Linked DNA regions of Homo sapiens: region 2 is linked to region 1. A link is a loop called in an ENCODE intact Hi-C map of the cell type or tissue named here. Cell type or tissue: PC-3. All regions are shown on one strand. Links, peaks and the distances in the headings refer to the core of each region. The heading gives the core; the rest is flanking DNA. Region 1 has its middle 13 kb from the start of LINC01180. Region 2 overlaps GPATCH8 (G-patch domain containing 8).

The links. A loop is a pair of places that touch in the nucleus more often than their neighbours do. Peaks named below come from ENCODE experiments on the same cell type or tissue, not always from the same donor. Only the 100,000 strongest peaks of a DNase experiment are listed, where the experiment ranks them.
Region 2: it touches region 1 in a loop (5-fold over the local background); 5 of 110 quality-filtered maps call a loop at or near these places.

What each region holds. Positions count from the first base shown.
Region 1 is chr17:44,634,416-44,639,793 of GRCh38, reverse strand. No RefSeq gene overlaps it. Among named protein-coding and RNA genes, the nearest start is that of LINC01180, 13 kb to the left of the region's middle. In PC-3, for the core only: a CTCF peak has its summit at 3,033; a DNase peak (open chromatin) is centred at 3,023.
Region 2 is chr17:44,398,203-44,403,580 of GRCh38, reverse strand. It overlaps GPATCH8 (G-patch domain containing 8), which reads left to right. Exons shown (of 8, transcript NM_001002909.4): 8 at 2,128-5,378. Among named protein-coding and RNA genes, the nearest start is that of ITGA2B, 11 kb to the right of the region's middle. RefSeq lists a silencer at 2,926-3,389. In PC-3, for the core only: CTCF peaks have their summits at 2,923 and 3,148 (motif pointing left); no DNase peak of the experiment used is centred there.

The sequences.
Region 1 (5,378 bases), core at 290-5,289:
AAAGCTTATATAGGCAGAGTGAGGTAGCTCATGCCTATAATCACAACACTTTGGGAGGCTGAGGTAAGAGGATCACTTGAGCCCAGGAGTTCAAGACCAGCCTGGGCAACATAGTGAGACCCTATCTCTACAAAAATTTAGCTGGGCATGGTGGCGTGTGTCTGTATTCCCAGATATTCTGGAGGCTGAGGTGGGAGGATTGCTTGAGCTTGCCTGGAGGTTGAGGCTGCAGTGCACCTCTATCACAACATTGCACTCCATCCTGGGTGACACAGTGAGACCCTGTCTCTTAAAAAAAAAAAGCAGCAAATATCTTATTTGTAATAATTTTCTTTTTTTATGCAGGTATTTTGGCATCATATATGTCAGACTCCCTAACTAAGTTAGGCATTTGCCCATAAATTTAGGAACAATTGTCCCGAGTTTCCTCCAATTTCTTTGGTAGGAAGGAGAATGTAAAATATATTAATGCTTTTTCTCACTCTCCTTTGCTCTTTCTCTTTTTTTATATAATAATTTTTCTTGGAGGTGGGAGGTTTTGAGACAGGGTCTCAATCTGTCACCCAGGCTGGAGTACAGGCACATTCTCAGCTCACTGCAGCCTCAACCTCTGGGGCCCAAGCCATCCTCCCACCTAAACCTCTCAAGTAACTGGGGCCACAGGTGTGTGCCACCACACCCAACTAATTTTTGTATATTTTGGAGAGACAGGGTCTTGCCATGTTGCCCAGACTGGTCTCAAACTCCTGGGCTCAAGCACTCCTCTTGCCTTGGCTTCTCAAAGTGCTGGGGTTACAGGTGTGAGCCATCATGCCCAGCCTCTCTCTTTATATATATAACTAGGGTTTTATACCTAGCACATTCGAAGACTTGAGGACAATAAAAGTGGCTCTTCAACATACAAATGCTGGGGACCTTTGAAATAAGACATAAGTTTGTGACTATACCCATAAAAATTTTGGAAATCAAACACATTTTAAAAATTGTGTTCTGTGCCAATCACCTTGTTTTGATCTGCCGCAATCATATTTTTTTTTGTCATTAACAACATGGCTAGCTTCAACCATCAGTTGAATAATTTTATCTAAATTAGTGGATCTCCCACTTCAGCCTACATCAGAATTACCTAGAGCAGGGGTCCCCAACCCCTGGGCCATGGACCAGTCTGGTGGAGGTCCATGGCCTGTTAGGAACTGGGCTGCCCAGCAGGAGGTGAGCAGCAGGCAAGCCAGTATTACTGTCTGAGCTCTGCCTCCTGTCAGATCAGTGGTGGCATTGGAATCTCATAGGAGTGCGAATCCTATTGTGAACTGTGCACGCGAGGGATCTAGGTTGGCACTCCTTGTGAGATCTAATGCCTGATGATCTGGAGTGAACAGTATCATCCCGAAACCATCCCCTGCTCACTGTCTGTGGAAAAACTGTCTTCCAGGAAACTGGTCCCTGGTGCCAAAAAGGTTGGGGACCATTACCCTAGAGCATTTGTTAGAAAACAGATTGGCCCAAATCCCAGAGTCTCAAATTCAATAGATCTCGGGTGGGGCCCCAGAATTTGTGTTTCTGAGGTGATATTGATGTTCCTGGCTAGGGGACTTTGAGAAGTTCTGTTTTAGCCAGGTGCCGTGGCTCATGCCTATAATCCCAGCACTTTGAGAGGCTTCTTGAATGGACTGCTTGAGTCCAGGAGTTCGAGACCAGCCTGGGCAACATAGCCAAACCTTATCTCTACAAAAGACACAACAATTAGCTGGGTGTGGTGGCCCGCGCCTGCAGTCCCAGCTACTGGGAGGCTGAGGCGGGAGCATTGCTTGAGCCCAGGATGTCGAGGCTGCAGTAAGCTGAGATGGTGCTACTGCACTTCAGCCTGGGGGACAAAGTGAGACCCTGTCTCAAAACAAATAAATAAATAAAAATAATGATCTCTTGAACTGAAAATCAAAGTAAGTTATTTGGTATTATGTAGAGTAGGCCAAGACACCAGTATCAAAATGTTTCACTTTTACATAGTGAGACCCCTTCTCTATCAAAATAAAAAGGTGAACTTTTTTTTTATAGGGATGAGGTCTCACCACTCTGTCACACAGGCTGCAGTGCAGTGTCACGATCATAGCTCATTGTAGCCTCGAATTCCTGGGCTCAAGCGATCCTCTCACCTCAGCCTCCTGTAGTTTCTACTTTTTAATGAGTTGTGTTAATATTTTATTGACATACCTATTTATTTTTGTCAATCGAGTGAATTCCACCAATTATGGAGCTGTTTTGGTGTTGTACAGATAAAACCTCCAAATAAACAGGTAGCTGGATGGGACTGGTCCATCCAGTCCCATCCAGCTATAGTTAGATGCAGTTTTGTCTGGTTATTTGTGTGGTTGTTGCACTGTTCTAATTTAAAAGAAAGGAGGACTCCCATCTGATTAGCCTGGTGGAAAGCTATATTCTGTATTGGTTAGAGCTCCTAAATGATCTCCAAAGGGAGTTAAGGGGATTGTGGTGATGTGGTTTGCAGGTCAGCCCACTAGCTATTAAGATCAAACCACGCCTGGAGAGTTTGACTGTTTCTGTTTACTCAGTACTCCCAGGCTCACACTCCTCCTGCCATCTTGGTTATTATTTTTGTTGTTTGAGCTTTCAATTTGGCTTTAGGAAAATGTCAAACATTTGGTGGGGGAGTTGCATGGGTCATGACTTTGACCAGTGCACTATTAGAAAACATTTTCAGGAATTTCTCATGCTGGGAGCAGTACTGAAAAACTAAAATTATATATATATAAATAAAATTATGAACGTATAAAAACTGTATATATATAGTTTTTTAACTTTAATTTCCACTTCTTTCTTAAGTATGGTTTTTACATTTTACAAAGAAAGCACTGCTGGTTGTAGAAAGGTTAAGTAATACACAATGGGTTAAAGAAAAAGAAAAAAATCTCCTAGAGATTGCACCATACTGTTAAAGAAAAGCCTTCAGTCACACACACACAGAGAAACACTGGGCACAATTTTAACTACCACATGGTAGTGGTAAATATCTCCATGAGATGGTGCTCAAAGATTAGTTTTAGTTTCCATCCTGACTATTGTGAAATTACAATCAAAATTTATGTAGGTGAGTTCATGCCCTTTAATGTTCATACACATCTTTGTGTGTGTTTTATTGTATTTAGGGTGATTATAAAATTTCGCCCCTTTGGGGCTTTTGGTCATTACATTGTTTCTTTGGAAAATGTTATAAAAGAGATGAGGAGGACATTGTAATGTGTACCCAATTTTCACCAGACAGTATTTTATGGAAATCTTTCCAAGTTAGAATATACATATATATGATATTTATAATCCTTTTAAAGTCTTTCCTTATTTGAATATTCTGTAATTTATCATTAATCTTCAGATTTAATTGATTTGATTGTAAAATTAATACATGCTTGCTGTAAAACATTTTAAGACAGTACACAAATGTACAAAGTAAAATTTAAGTTTCTTCCCCCATCTTCCCCACCCCCTTCCAGAAGTATTCAGTTAATAGTTTGGAATTATTCCTCCAGACCTTTTTTACCTTTGATACAAACAAAAGTAATATATAGTTGGATATTTATTTATTTATTTAATTTTTATTTTTATTTTTGAGACACAGTTTCGTTCTGTCACCAGGCTGGAGTGCAGTGGCACGATCTCGGCTCACTTCTGCCTCCTGGGTTCAAGCAATTCTCATGCCTCAGCCTCCTGAGTAGCTGGGATTACAGGCATGCACCACCACACGCTGCTAATTTTTGTATTTTTAGTAGAGATGGGGTTTCACCATGTTGGCCAGGATGGTCTCGATCTCCTGACCTCATGATCCGCCCCCCTCAGCCTCCCAAACTGCTGGGATTACAAGCATGAGCCACCATGCCTGGCGGATTTTTAAATTTTAATTTTTTTAAAACAAAAACAGAGTCATAGTATAATGTACTATGATTCTGCAACCTTTTTAACTAACAATAAATATATCATGGTACAAATATCGAGGTATATGGTTTTTTAAATTAATTATTTACCTTTTCTTCTTCTTTTTTTTTTTTTTGAGATTCTGTCACCCAGGATGGAGTACAGTGGCGCACTCATGGCTCACTGCAGCTTCCTTTAGCCTCAAGCTCCTGGGTTCAAGTGATTGTCCCACCTCCGTCTCCCAAATCACTGCGACTATGGGCATGCACCATCACACTTGGCTAATTTTTAAATTTTTCATAGAAATGAGGCCTCACTATGTTGCCCAGGCTGGTCTTGAATTCCTGGGCTCAAGTTAGCCTCCTGCCTCTGCCTCCCAAAGTACTGGGATTACAGGCATGAGCCACCGTGCTGGGCCAGGTGTTTTTTTTAAAATGACTACATCATATCACAGAATATGGAGCAATCCTCTATTGAGGGACACAGGGTTTTTTCCTTAGCTTTCACTTATTATTTTTGTTTACTTGTCTTATTAACTCTGAATGATAAAGTTATAATAGAGTTATAATAGTTGTAATAGTGGGATTTCTGGGTTGAAGGGTAAACTCATTTAAAATGTTGATACATGAGGCTGGGTGTGGTGGCTCATGTCTGTAATCCCAGCACTTTGGGAGGCCAAGGCGGGCAGATCACCTGAGGTCAAGAGTTCGAGACCAACCTGGCCAACATGGTGAAACCCCGTCACTACTAAAAATTCAAAAATTAGCTGGACATGGTGGCAAGCACCTGTAGTCCCAGCTACTCGGGAGGCTGAGGTGGGTGAATTGCTGGAACCCAGGAGGCAGAGGTTGCAGTGAGCCAAGATCGCGCCACTGCACTCCAGCCTGGGCGACAAAGCTAGACTCAGTCTCAAAAAACAAACAAAAAAATGTTGATTCATGAGACAAAATTGCCCTCTAGGAAAGTTATACAATTTTATACCTTCACTAGAAGGTCAGAGAGGGTTGTTTCTTTATCAATCTGTTAAGCAATAGAAACATAGGCCAGGTGTGGTGGCTGACTCCTGTGATCCCAGCACTTTGGGAGGCTGAGGCAGGCAGATCATCTGGAGTCAGGAGTTCAAGACCAGCCTGGCCAATGTGGCGAAACCCTGCTTTACTAAAAATACAGAAATTAGCTGGGTGTGGTGGCATATGCCTGTAATTCCAGCTACTCAGGAGGCTGAGGCAGGAGAATTGTTTGAACCCAGGAGGCAGAGGCTGCAGTGAGCTGAGATGGCGCCATTGCACTCCGACTGGGTGATGGAGTGAGACTCTGCCTCAAAAAAAAAGCAATAGAAACAATATCATTGTTAGTTTTATTTGTATCGTTTTTCTGGATTACTAATGAGGTTAAACATATTTTCATATGTCTATTGACCACTCAGAATTCCTTTCTAAATTATCCATTCTTAT
Region 2 (5,378 bases), core at 334-5,333, 240 kb after region 1:
TTGATTTGGAATTTAAGGGTATAGTGTACGCTGTATAGTGTACAAACTATAAAAATTGCAAGCCAGATGCGCAGTGGCTCACATCTGTAATCCCAGCACTTTGTGACACAGAGGCAGGAGGATCACTTGAGGCCAGGTGTTCAAGACCAAACTGGTCAACATAGCAAGACTCTGTCTCTGCAAAATTTTTTTTTAATTAGCCAGCATGGGCCGAGCATGGTGGCTCAAGCCTGTAATCCCAGCACTTTGGGAGGCCGAGGCAGGTGGATCACGAGGCCAAGAGATCAAGACCATCCTGGCCAACATGGTGAAGCCCATCTCTACTAAAAATACAAAAATTAGCTGGGCATGGTGGTACATGCCTGTAGTCCCAGCTACTTGGGAGGCTGAGGGAGGAGAATCACTTGAACCCGGGAGGTAGAGGTTGCAGTGAGCCGAGATCGCACCACTGTACTCCAGCCTGGGCAATAGGGTGACACTGTCTCAAATAAATAAATAAAATTAGCCAGCATGGTGAGGTGCACCTGTAGTCATAGCTACTTAGGAGGCTGAGGTGGGAGGATTGAGCCAGGAGTTTGAGACTGCAATGAGCTATGATCATGCCACTTCACTCCAGCCTGGGCAATGCAGTTAGACCCCACCTCAGAAAAATAAAACTTTCAGGCAAGATCATCAGTTTAAAACTATTGAGGCTCCTTGATGTTCCTTTTGTCAAAGATGAAAGTGCTCAGGTAACATTATGACTGTAGTACTGAATGCCCAGAAACTGCCACAAAACCAAAGCAAATGCTTGTTACGGTACCCAGGAGATAGGCATGGACTTTTTAGTTTCTGTGGCAGACATGCTGACCACAGACTGCCATAAGTAGCACAGTGGAAGTTTCTATGTTTAACTCAGAATATGCAAATTTTTAAAAAATGAAATTTGAAAGCATGGGGAAATTTTTATTTTTATTTTTTTTAGAGGTGGGGTCTCACTATGTTGCCCAGACTGGTCTTGATCTCCTGGCCTCGAGCAATCCTCCCTCCTCAGCCTTCTGAATCACTGAGATTACACATGTGAGCCACCCTGACCCAGCAAGAGTTTTTCTTTAATTGAATGAAATAAAACCTATGTGAATACATGTACAGCCATACATTAGATAACATACTGATGGACAAAATTATAAAATAAGAAATGAGATCAGAAACATAGTAATGATGGGCTATTTCAGTCGTGACATAAGTCTTACTTTTTTTTTTTTTTTTTTTTTTTTGAGACAGAGTCTTGCTCTGTCACCCAGGCTGGAGTGCAGTGGTGCTGCGATCTCAGCTCACTGCAACCTCTGCCTCTCCCAGGTTCAAGTTATTCTTCTGCCTCAGCCTCCTGAGTAGCTGGGATTACAGACGCCCGCCACCACAGCCAGCTAATTTTTGTATTTTTAGCAGAGGCGGGGTTTCACCATGTTGGTCAGGCTGGTCTTGAACTCCTGATCTCATGATCTGCTCGCCTCCACCTCCCAAAGTGCTGGGATTACAGGCGTGAGCCACTGCGCCCGGCCTGTACTTTATTTTTTATTTTTTTTTTTAATTTTTTTGAGAGGGAGTCTCGCTCTGTCACCCAGACTGGAGTGCAGTGGCGTGATCTTGGCTCACTGCAACCTCCATCTCCCAGGTTAGAGCGATTCTTCTGCCTCAGCCTCCCAAGTAGCTGGGATTACAGGTGTGTGCCACCATGCCTGGCTAATTTTTGTATTTTTAGTAGAGACAGGGTTTCACCGTGTTGGCCAGGCTGTTTACGAACTTCTGACCTCAAGCAGTCTGTCCACCTTGGCCTCTCAAAGTGCTGGGATTACAGGCATGAGCCACCACACCCAGCTTTTTGTACTTTAGACAGCTTAAGGAAAAGCTATGTAATAACTGGCTGGCCCTGGGAATTTGGTAGGTTAACAGAATGAGTCTTTGCCTAACCTCCTCTTAGAAAGTCGCATTTGTTAGTATAGGGCTAGGGAATATGACCACCACTCACTGTCTTTGAGACCTACCTATAATGAATGATAGGATATAAGAGATTAGTATTTTATAAGGTTTATGAAATGTACTCCTAAACCTGCTTTTTGTTTTTTATTTTTCTAAATCATCATGTAGTGCACCTGGAAGTGGTCCCATGTTCAAACCAACCACAGTGGCTGTAGATGAAGAAGGTGGAGAAGATGATAAAGATGAATCAGCTACAAATAGTGGCACAGGTGCCACTGCTTCTTGTGGCCTGGGATCTGAATTCTCCACAGATAAAGGAGGCCCTTTCACTGCAGTACAAATCACTAATACCACTGGACTGGCCCAGGCTCCTGGGTTAGCCTCCCAAGGCATCAGCTTTGGCATTAAGAATAATCTGGGGACCCCATTGCAAAAATTGGGAGTGTCATTTTCTTTTGCCAAAAAGGCTCCTGTCAAACTCGAATCAATAGCATCAGTTTTCAAGGACCATGCGGAGGAAGGGACCTCTGAAGATGGAACAAAACCCGATGAGAAGAGTTCTGACCAAGGACTGCAGAAGGTAGGAGACTCTGATGGGAGCAGTAATCTTGATGGTAAAAAAGAGGATGAAGACCCTCAGGATGGAGGGTCCCTTGCCTCAACATTATCCAAATTAAAAAGGATGAAACGAGAAGAAGGAGCTGGGGCTACAGAGCCTGAGTATTACCACTACATCCCCCCAGCACACTGCAAAGTAAAACCTAATTTTCCCTTTCTACTTTTTATGAGAGCCAGTGAACAAATGGATGGTGATAATACTACACACCCAAAGAATGCCCCAGAGAGTAAAAAAGGCAGTTCTCCCAAGCCTAAAAGCTGCATCAAGGCGGCAGCAAGCCAAGGAGCAGAAAAGACAGTTAGTGAAGTCTCTGAGCAGCCGAAGGAAACCAGCATGACCGAGCCCTCAGAACCAGGAAGCAAAGCTGAGGCAAAGAAGGCCTTAGGAGGGGATGTAAGTGATCAGAGTTTAGAAAGTCATAGTCAGAAGGTTTCAGAGACCCAAATGTGTGAGTCCAACTCTTCTAAAGAAACCTCTCTGGCCACCCCAGCAGGGAAAGAAAGCCAAGAAGGACCCAAACATCCTACTGGTCCCTTCTTCCCAGTTTTGAGCAAAGATGAAAGCACTGCCCTCCAGTGGCCATCAGAACTATTAATTTTCACCAAGGCAGAACCCTCCATTTCATACAGTTGTAACCCTTTATATTTTGACTTTAAACTTTCAAGGAACAAAGATGCCAGAACTAAAGGAACAGAAAAACCAAAGGATATAGGAAGCTCCTCAAAGGACCATCTCCAAGGCCTAGATCCTGGTGAGCCAAATAAAAGCAAGGAAGTGGGCGGAGAGAAAATAGTACGTTCCTCAGGAGGCAGAATGGACGCACCTGCTTCAGGGTCTGCCTGTAGCGGCCTGAACAAGCAGGAGCCTGGGGGTAGCCATGGGTCTGAGACAGAAGACACAGGGAGAAGCCTTCCCAGCAAGAAAGAACGATCTGGGAAGTCCCACCGGCACAAAAAGAAAAAGAAGCACAAAAAATCCAGCAAACACAAACGTAAACACAAGGCTGACACAGAAGAGAAAAGCTCTAAGGCAGAGTCAGGGGAGAAATCTAAGAAGCGCAAGAAACGAAAACGAAAGAAGAATAAGTCATCAGCCCCAGCAGATTCTGAACGAGGACCCAAACCAGAACCCCCTGGGAGTGGCAGTCCCGCACCACCAAGAAGAAGGCGGAGAGCTCAAGATGACTCCCAGCGGAGATCCCTCCCAGCTGAAGAGGGGAGCAGTGGCAAAAAGGATGAAGGTGGGGGTGGTAGCAGCTCCCAAGACCATGGTGGGAGGAAACACAAAGGTGAACTTCCACCTTCATCCTGCCAGCGAAGAGCAGGCACCAAACGGAGCAGCCGGTCTAGCCATCGGAGCCAACCCAGTAGTGGAGATGAGGATAGTGATGATGCTTCCTCACACCGGCTGCACCAGAAGTCTCCATCCCAGTACAGTGAGGAAGAAGAAGAGGAAGATTCAGGCAGTGAGCATTCCCGCAGCCGCTCAAGGTCTGGCCGGCGCCATTCCTCGCATCGTTCCTCCCGGCGTTCTTACTCAAGTAGCTCAGATGCCTCTTCAGACCAGAGCTGCTATAGTAGACAGCGCAGTTACTCTGATGACAGCTACAGTGACTACAGTGACAGATCACGAAGGCACTCCAAGCGCTCCCATGACTCAGATGACTCAGACTATGCCAGCTCCAAACACCGATCAAAACGGCACAAATATTCATCTTCTGATGATGACTATAGCCTCAGTTGCAGCCAGTCCCGAAGCCGATCTCGGAGTCATACCAGAGAGCGCTCAAGATCCCGGGGCCGCAGCCGCAGCAGCAGTTGTAGTCGTAGTCGAAGCAAGCGGAGAAGCCGTAGCACCACAGCCCACAGCTGGCAACGGAGCCGGAGCTATAGCCGGGACCGCAGCCGCAGCACCAGGAGCCCTTCCCAGAGATCAGGCTCCAGGAAGAGATCATGGGGTCACGAGAGCCCTGAGGAGAGGCATTCTGGGCGTCGGGACTTCATTCGTTCTAAGATCTACCGCTCCCAGTCCCCCCACTATTTCCGATCAGGCCGGGGAGAAGGTCCTGGGAAGAAAGATGATGGCAGAGGAGATGACAGTAAAGCAACAGGTCCACCTTCCCAGAACAGCAACATTGGCACAGGAAGAGGGTCAGAAGGTGACTGCAGTCCTGAAGACAAGAACTCTGTCACTGCCAAACTGCTACTGGAGAAGATCCAGTCAAGGAAAGTGGAGAGGAAACCTAGTGTGAGTGAGGAGGTGCAGGCCACCCCTAATAAAGCTGGGCCCAAGCTCAAGGACCCCCCACAAGGTTACTTTGGGCCCAAGCTCCCCCCATCTCTTGGCAATAAGCCTGTCCTTCCACTGATAGGGAAGCTCCCAGCTACCCGAAAGCCCAATAAGAAGTGTGAAGAGTCTGGCTTGGAAAGGGGGGAAGAGCAAGAACAGTCAGAGACAGAAGAGGGGCCCCCAGGGAGTAGTGATGCCCTATTTGGGCATCAGTTCCCTTCAGAGGAAACAACTGGCCCCTTATTAGACCCACCCCCAGAAGAGTCAAAGTCTGGAGAAGCTACTGCTGATCACCCTGTGGCTCCACTAGGCACCCCAGCACATTCTGACTGCTACCCTGGGGACCCAACCATCTCCCATAACTACCTCCCCGACCCCAGTGATGGGGACACCCTGGAGTCCCTGGATAGCAGCAGTCAGCCAGGCCCTGTGGAGTCCAGCTTGCTGCCTATAGCACCAGACCTTGAGCATTTCCCCAGTTATGCACCTCCCAGTGGGGATCCTAGTATTG